Linked DNA regions of Homo sapiens: region 2 is linked to region 1. Evidence: chromatin loops called from intact Hi-C (ENCODE). Cell type or tissue: IMR-90. All regions are shown on one strand.

Evidence for each region. Hi-C counts contacts between places; a loop is a spot of excess contacts. Peaks named below come from ENCODE experiments on the same cell type or tissue, not always from the same donor. Only the 100,000 strongest peaks of a DNase experiment are listed, where the experiment ranks them.
Region 2: a loop joins it to region 1, with 2.9 times the contacts of the local background. A loop is called at or near these places in 1 of 110 quality-filtered maps.

What each region holds. Positions count from the first base shown.
Region 1 is chr3:241,034-245,033 of GRCh38, reverse strand. It overlaps CHL1 (cell adhesion molecule L1 like), which reads right to left. Exons shown (of 28, transcript NM_006614.4): 2 at 342-421. Among named protein-coding and RNA genes, the nearest start is that of CHL1-AS2, 46 kb to the right of the region's middle. In IMR-90, no CTCF peak of the experiment used is centred here; DNase peaks (open chromatin) are centred at 773 and 1,563.
Region 2 is chr3:344,680-348,679 of GRCh38, reverse strand. It overlaps CHL1 (cell adhesion molecule L1 like), which reads right to left. Exons shown (of 28, transcript NM_006614.4): 9 at 3,971-4,000. Among named protein-coding and RNA genes, the nearest start is that of CHL1-AS1, 39 kb to the left of the region's middle. In IMR-90, no CTCF peak of the experiment used is centred here; a DNase peak (open chromatin) is centred at 2,259.

The DNA.
Region 1 (4,000 bases):
CAGTGGTGAAACTATTTTTTTCTATTAAAAATGACATTTTGATAAATATTATAAATATGCCACTTTCAAATATGCCAACAGGTCAGCCAACAAGAAAAATAACTTTAAGGTAAGGGTTTTGCTCTTTCAAAAATAAACCAGCAATTTAATGGAACTCAAAAAACAAAAAAAACCTTCACTATATGATATATCTGGTCCATATCTACGCTAAGACCGTAGTGAAGACAAAAGTTCTGCAACGTCTCCTTATCCTTATCTTTTGTGACTCCTGCCCTATGTACTGCAATAATTAAATACAATCAAAAATGCATAAAACAACTGATTAAGGAAAATACTCTTACCAGTAAATTAAGTTCCCCTTAGTTCCACTATGATTTGTTTGCAGTATTAAGACAGGATTATGGTTTGCAGTTTACAGCACCTAGGGATAGATTAGAAAGTTGTAATTTTGGAAACAATTATCATTTGAGTCACTTTTAAATTAATTCTTACATTTTCTGTTTAAAAAAATGGATTTAATTTTTCTTTCTCCCCACACCCCTCAAAATTTCCACTCAAATACCTAAGCTATAGTATTGCTCTGTTGCTAAAAAAGGGGTCCTGCGAATTTCTGTCAAGGAACAAAAGGAGGAGAGAGGGCAGGCATGCAAAAAGCAGCCACGTAATTACACTTCTCATTGAAAACATTATCGATGTGTCTTCTCTCATGAATTCACGTATTTTGCAACAGACCACAACTGTAAGCATTTCTACATAGCGGTTCTCCTGACCTGTCTGGCACAATAGCTACTTGCATCTGTCTGATGCTGTGACTAATCTTTCAAAATAAAACGATATGGACCAAAACGAGGAGAGCTTCGTCAGGAAGCATTGAAAGATCAGACCTCTGAACTACAGAGTGAACATAAGCCTTCAACTCAAGAGGTCATCTCTCACCATGGTTTGCCAAGCCGCCTATCTCTTAAAACATCAACATGTGAAATGAGGAGACTGATTCAACCAATATATCCAATCCTTTTACTGTTCATTCCCAGGTGTCTCAAGGATTGGCTCCCAATCTCAGAAAGATTGCTTAAGCTTGTTTTTGAATGCCATCCCATGAACATGCTTTTAAAAAACTCTACTTTCTATTAGGCATCAGAACGATTGGAATAAGTCAACATTTTTTTGCATACCAGCTGTCATAACTTAATGACTGAACATCATTCAGAAGAGCTAAATTCCATGTAATAATTCTAACTCATTCTGGTAGAAATTACTAATTAAGGAGATTTATAAAACTACATCTTTGGCCCTAAGAAAAGGAAGGATGGCTGAAAAATTCAAACAGCTCATTTCCACTCTGTGTATTATTTGACAATCTTTTTGGCCTTATTCCAAAAGCTGTTGCCAAGTAGTTAGAAACAGATTGCAATGCCTCCGGAGAGAACCTCACACCAATACACTGAGAAGAATTCCACCCTGGCAAGTATAAGAAAAGTCGTCACTGCTTTCCAGTTGACCAAGTGACACACTGCACAGACTGTGTCCTTAATACTTTTGTTTAGTAACCTCTTTTCAGCCCCACAAGGCCTACTTCTGACCGCATTATTATTACAAGCAGAAATGTTTATGGATGACTAACCATGCATGAAACTGCATTTAATATGGCTTCTGACCAATGGGTCCATGGTACACATTGTTTTAATATAATTGTGTTCACTGACTTCTGCGGGCTGACAGAAGTTTACCTAAGTAGAAGAGTACAGAACCTGGCTCCCATGTTGCTGTGTCCAGCATCCTATGTGTGTTACGACAGTCTCTCAGTGGGGAAAAGAAATAATGCAATGTTTGCATTTGTTGACTCAAAATGAGATTTGCTGACCCTGCTGTTCCATTTGCTGAGGTGAATGTTACATGACTTAATCTAGAATGTTCTTTATCCCAGTGATAAAGAATGTCATGCATTCAGGATCTCCTACAGCCATGGTACCACTTTTATTGTTCTAACATTAGATCTGTCTAAGACATCTCTTCAAAATCCATCATGTCATGAAGCCACCTCAGGTGGCTCTTCCCAATGGGTCCCCACTTCTTACCACTGTCAAGGACATTCATGACAACAGAGATCAGTACTTGTGCTGAATTACCCACCCCACTCTCACTTAGGATTTTCAAGACAGTTGTTTGACATTAGGCATGGAGACTGTAGCTATGATCAAACTTATTTGTATGCTCACAGCAGCAGCCTACGCCCACAGAGCTCTCATCTGCTTCCTTCAGCTTTGGTTCAGAAGGCATTCACATTAATCATGTATGTAAGTTCCTTGCTACTAATCTAATCTCTCTCTCTCTCTGTGTGTGTGTGTGTGTTTGTGTGCATGTGTTCTTAGTGTTTATTGTAAATGAAGAATTATCTCTGTATTATTTTATTTTATTTTATTTTATTTATTTATTTTGAGATGGAGTCCCACTCTGTTACCCAGGCTGGAGTGCAGTGGCACAATCTCGGCTCACTGCAAGCTCTGCCTCCCTGGTTCAAGCCATTCTCCTGCCTCAGCCTCCCAGGTAGCTGGGACTACAGGCGCCCACCACCACGCCGGGATAATTTTTTGTATTTTTAGTAGAGACGGGGTTTCACCGTGTTAGCCAGGATGGTCTCGATCTCCTGACCTCGTGATCTGCCCCCCTCAGCCTCCCAAAGTGCTGGGATTACAGGCGTGAGCCACCGCGCTCAGCCAGTCTCTGTATTATTAGGTTTTCTTTCATTCCTTCATGTTGTAGGTGCATGATCTCTGGAAAGAGATGCACAGACCATCCTTTAGAATGAAACAAGAAATATGGAAATATATACACACACATATATATATACATACACACACATGTACTTATGGTTTTTCATCTCATTTTTAAACATTTCTCTCCTTTTAATCTTTTCTTATGATAAATTTTAGCATACTAGTGTCTCTGTACAATTTAGGATATACATATAGTGGAGGGATAGACTCAAACACTATTAGATAAGGGTATATACACAATACACTACTATAATCTAAGAAAACGTCTTTCTAATTTTGTTTTTGTTATATTAACATGACATACAATCCTTTGAATTTATTTACTCTAGAAAGCATTTACCCTTTCCCTCACCACCATTGACATAGATACTAACGTCTTACTTATTCTCTGTTATTAGTGAAAAGTTGTTTTTTTTTCAAAGTCCCTTAGTTTCTTTTACTTAAGAGATACAAATAAATATACCCACCAAATGTAAAACAAGAATGGAGAGGAATATTAAAAAGAAAATATTAAAAAGAAAGTAATTTAAGGCGAAACAACATTTGGGTCCTTATTGGTTGTGTGCTTTGTAACTAAGATTTAAAAAGTATGACTGAAAGAAAATATAGTATATGCACAAAAAAACTAGTTAAATTAAACTCTACTGACTTGAGGCAAAGTAAAAAAAAAAACCAGAGAGAAGTATACTGGAAGGAGAAACAGCACTTGCTGAAGAGCAAGATACAGTAAAAACTGGGTTATGAGGGTACACTCAGCAAACAACCTACCCATGGCTGGTGTAATATGAGAGCTGCGGATCAGCGGAAGTCAGGGTCACTTGTTTTCTGAATATGAGCATGTTGTGACTCTGAAGTTATCTAATATTTCAAAGTAGTACTTTTCACACAACATACCCTCTACATCAAACCTATGACTTCATTAGATGCTCAGCAAGAGAAATGGTGATTGCTTGCCATGCTGGAAGAAAACTTGGCTTCACAAGACATTTTGAGACATGTCATTTTATGACATGACTCCTTTCTAAGCTATTTATAAGATAAATTTCTCCTTATGCACTGAACTGACAACAAATCATAAGTAATTTGAAACTCCATCTAGACAAAATTAACTAAAGGCCTAACAGCTATAAATATTCCTACTTCCTTTATTCTGTATTTAACATAAGAAATCTTGAGTTCCATAAGGGCATATATTAGTTGTACCAATGTCACTGCCTGGCACC
Region 2 (4,000 bases), 100 kb before region 1:
TCAAAACAAACAGGAAAGTAAAGACAAAACAAAACCAGCATGATAACTTGTTACACACCAGCATGATAACTTTCCCCACCTTAGTAAGGAGGAAAAAAGGACTGGGGAGTCAAGGCAGCTACATTAAGAAAAACCCCTCCTCATGAAAAGCAGACAAGTGCAGAAGTCATACCTTCTGTGACTCATTTGATTTAAAAATTATGTGGAAAGCATAAAGGGTTGGTTCTAAATGAAGGATGACTGTCTCTTTCTCTTCCCCAGTCAGGTTCTATAAGTGAGTAGGAGAAACAACTTTGCTAATTTTATTGATGCAACACTTTTCCTCTCCATATTTCTTCTTGTTATTAGTAGCTGTAGGTTATTTGGTGAGTTCTAAAGATGGGCATATTATTGTGATCATTTAACAGTAAGGAGTCTGAAGCTCCAATAAATTAATTTCTTAAGGTCACTGGAGCAATAAATGATATACCCCAACTTATATTTGTCTACTCTAAACTTGTTCCTTTTTTATCAGTGTGTTCTATTATTTTGTGCTTTTCAACCTATGTCCTTCCTAACTCTATAGTCTTAGAATATATGCTTCCTGTCAAATTGCCCATTAGTTACTATGTAATAATTGAGCAATTCCTTGAAATCGTGTGTGTCAATATTCTCAAATTATTTGTATTGATAGTTTGTGGTTAAAATAATTCAGTTATTTATGCAAAAAAAATTGGAGGTAAAGATGAAGGCTCTTTAATCTCTATATATCTACTCTTTTCCTTCTTCCTTCAAGCCTCAAACACTAACGTGCTGTGCAGCCTGGAATAATAATCTTATATTTTACCAGGCTAAGAGCACATGGCACGCTTGTGTAGGAAATGGTAATGATGCCTGGGCAGACAGCTGTGAGAGCATATTAGCTGCTGGCTTTCTGAGCACACCACCTAAGAGGATGCATAGCTCAAGTCTCCTAACTGCTGGCTTTTCACTCCATCTGTCAAAATGACAATTTGCCAAGTTATAGGCTGCTCTGGAACTCACTTCCCCTAAAACAGGATTTTTTCAAGAGTCCATCCTTTATTAGAGCAAGTAACTCACTTTCAGCAAGATCTCCCGGACTCCCTAGTCTTTGGGTCTTTGAAAACTAGTCTAATTTTCTAATACCATTTACTTGAAAGAATAAAGTAAAATAATGATCTAAAGTATTATGTGAAAATGAGATATAATTTAATCTCAGGATAGGTCTATACCATGGCAAAAATTTTCAGCTCTATTCTTGCCAATTTTTTTATACCTCCTGCCTTTTTTTAAATTTAAATAACATTTACTAACAGCATTTAAGCAATGTGTTTTGAGGGAAAATATATTGCTTAATGCCTTTTTGCACACAAAATACACTACCTCATAATCTCAATTTTTTTCAGGTCCTTGTCTGGCCAACTTTTATTTGCATATTTCTCTATTTATAAAGTAGTATCTTGTGAAAGAATTATACCTACTTTAAACCCACGAATTTACAAAACAGAAAAAAAAACTATTTGAGCAGTGCACATGAGTCCATCTATGGCCATTTTATAAGTTTTCCCTCAAAACACATTTGTTCAGATACTGTTGGTAAATATCCCTTAAATCTAAAACAAAAGGAAATGAAAAACATTTGCAAGAATATAGCTGGAAATTCTTGCCAAGATATAGACCTATCTTGAGATAAATTATATCTCATGTTCACCTGACACTTATAGATAATCATTTTACTTTATTCTTTCAAGTAAAATGTATTAGACAATTAGACTAGTTTTCAAAGACCCAAATATAGTGCTTGACACAAAATAATAGTACAATACTTTAATTATAATTATTTTTGTTACTATAGGAGGTTAATGGCTTGAAAACTTCTTAGAAAGAGTTTTTTAAAGGACCCAAAAAACTTTTTAAAAATGTATCATCTTCTGAGAGACGACCCAGATCAGACAGGATTACCCAACACAAAATCAGTATGAGTAAGAAGAAACTACTTCAGGTGAAAAGTCTTAGGACAGCGCATCAAGAATTTTCATGTCCTCACAACAACATATATTTTCATCCACTCTGTTTTTATATATTCCTTCATGACTCTTCATTTTCTAAAAAGCACATGAGAGCATTTCATTATTTTGAAGACATTCTGCGCAGTTGCTAGTCAATCCAAGAGGTCAGTGAAGGCATTTGTGGGAAATAAGAAAAAAGAATTACAGAAAGGATCACCCTGCCCAACTCAATACAGTGATGAACTCTGCAAGAATGTAATTTCTACCACTGTAAACATGTACAAATACAACCAGTAGAGCAGGTTGTTGCCATCATGATTCAAACTCAATATGAGACTTTCCTCTTCTAAAATAATACACAGACCAAACATTCCAAACAGAGTCTGTGTCATAGTACTTCTAACTAATTTATGTAAATACACATTGGGAGTTGAAGACAGACAAGCAACTTTGATATTTTTGGTGGTTGGAAAGAGAAACTTACAAAGCTTAGGGGCTGTAAAACCAATAAAATCTGCTCCATTTCTAAACCAGTCGTTCAGAATGTACTCTAAATTATGAATGAATATGATTTTTTGAATTTCAAATCCTAGTCCACTAACTAGAGTCCCCAAAGCCCTTAGCTTACGAACAGATTATATTTCAAATGAGTAATCCCAGGTGCTAGGAAGCTGGAATGCATTTTCCCAAGGTATCCTCAATGGTAGGGAAGGACCGTAAGTTCGGAAGGATAGTGGTAAAAATAGGAGACCCTGTATGATTAAATATTAAATAAGATGGTCCCTGTTTACATGTACTTAACAGTAGTTAATAAATGGAACAATTTTAAGAGGTGACCAAGTGAGGTCCTTTAGGGTTTTCTTGGAGGATTTAAAAAGGTGCATTGCGGGCTGGGCCCGGTGGCTCATGCCTATAATCCCAGCATTTTGGGAGGCCAACTCAGGTGGATCACAGGGTCCGGAGATCGAGACCTTCCTGGCTAACATGTTGAAACCCTGTCTCTACTAAAAATACAAAAAACTGGCCAGGTGTGGTGGCACACACCTGTAGCTTCAGCTACTCAGGAGGCTGAGGCAGGAGAATCGCTTGAACCCAGGAGGCAGAGGTTGCAGTGAGCTGAGATCGCGCCTCTGCACTCCAGCATGGGTGACAGAGTGAGACCCTGTCTCAAAAAAATAAATAAATGAATAAATGAATAAATAATTAAATAAATAAATAAATAAATAAATGGATTGCTTTTTCAGGTGTAAAGAAAGTTCACTTAATTAGATTTTGATGTAAAACTCTCTTAAATTACATGGTCTGGACCTCCATGTGTGCAAAGGGCAGCAGAGTAAAAATAGATATAAATAGGGCTCCTTGGAACCTGCAAAGCAGCAGATTTAGTAAGTAACATAGCAAACAGGAGTGGGGCAAGTAGTATAGCATAGAGAGAAAACTCAGCACCAAAAGTGAGGGACTGACTACCAACAACCTCAGGCTTCTTAAACTTAACTAAGGAGAATGTTATCATCATCCCCTCCATCCACAATATCATAAATTGACAGAGAGATCTAATTTTATGAGCCTGTTACTGCCTGAAGTCTGTAGAGTGAAGTACAAATTACTTCCTCCAGAGATATAATGACAGAATTTATGTTTATTATTTATTTTATTTTATTAATTTTAATTTCATTTTATTTTAGATGAGGTCTTTCTCTGTCATCCAGGTTTTAGTGCAATGGCATTATCATAGCTCACTGCAGCCTCCAACTCCTGGGCTCAAGCAATCTTCCTGCTTCAGCCTCTTAAGTACCTGGAATAACAGTCCTGAGCAGAATATCTGCAGTGCCCGGCAGAATTTAATTTTTTTAAGGAAATAATTTTAAAATATCTTTGCAAGCACAGTCTTAATGTGCTTGATGTCTTATTCTTTACAGAACTGGATGGACAAAGTCATGAGTGAGAGTCAGGTTACTCACAAGCCTTCAGCAAAACACTCAAGCAGCAAG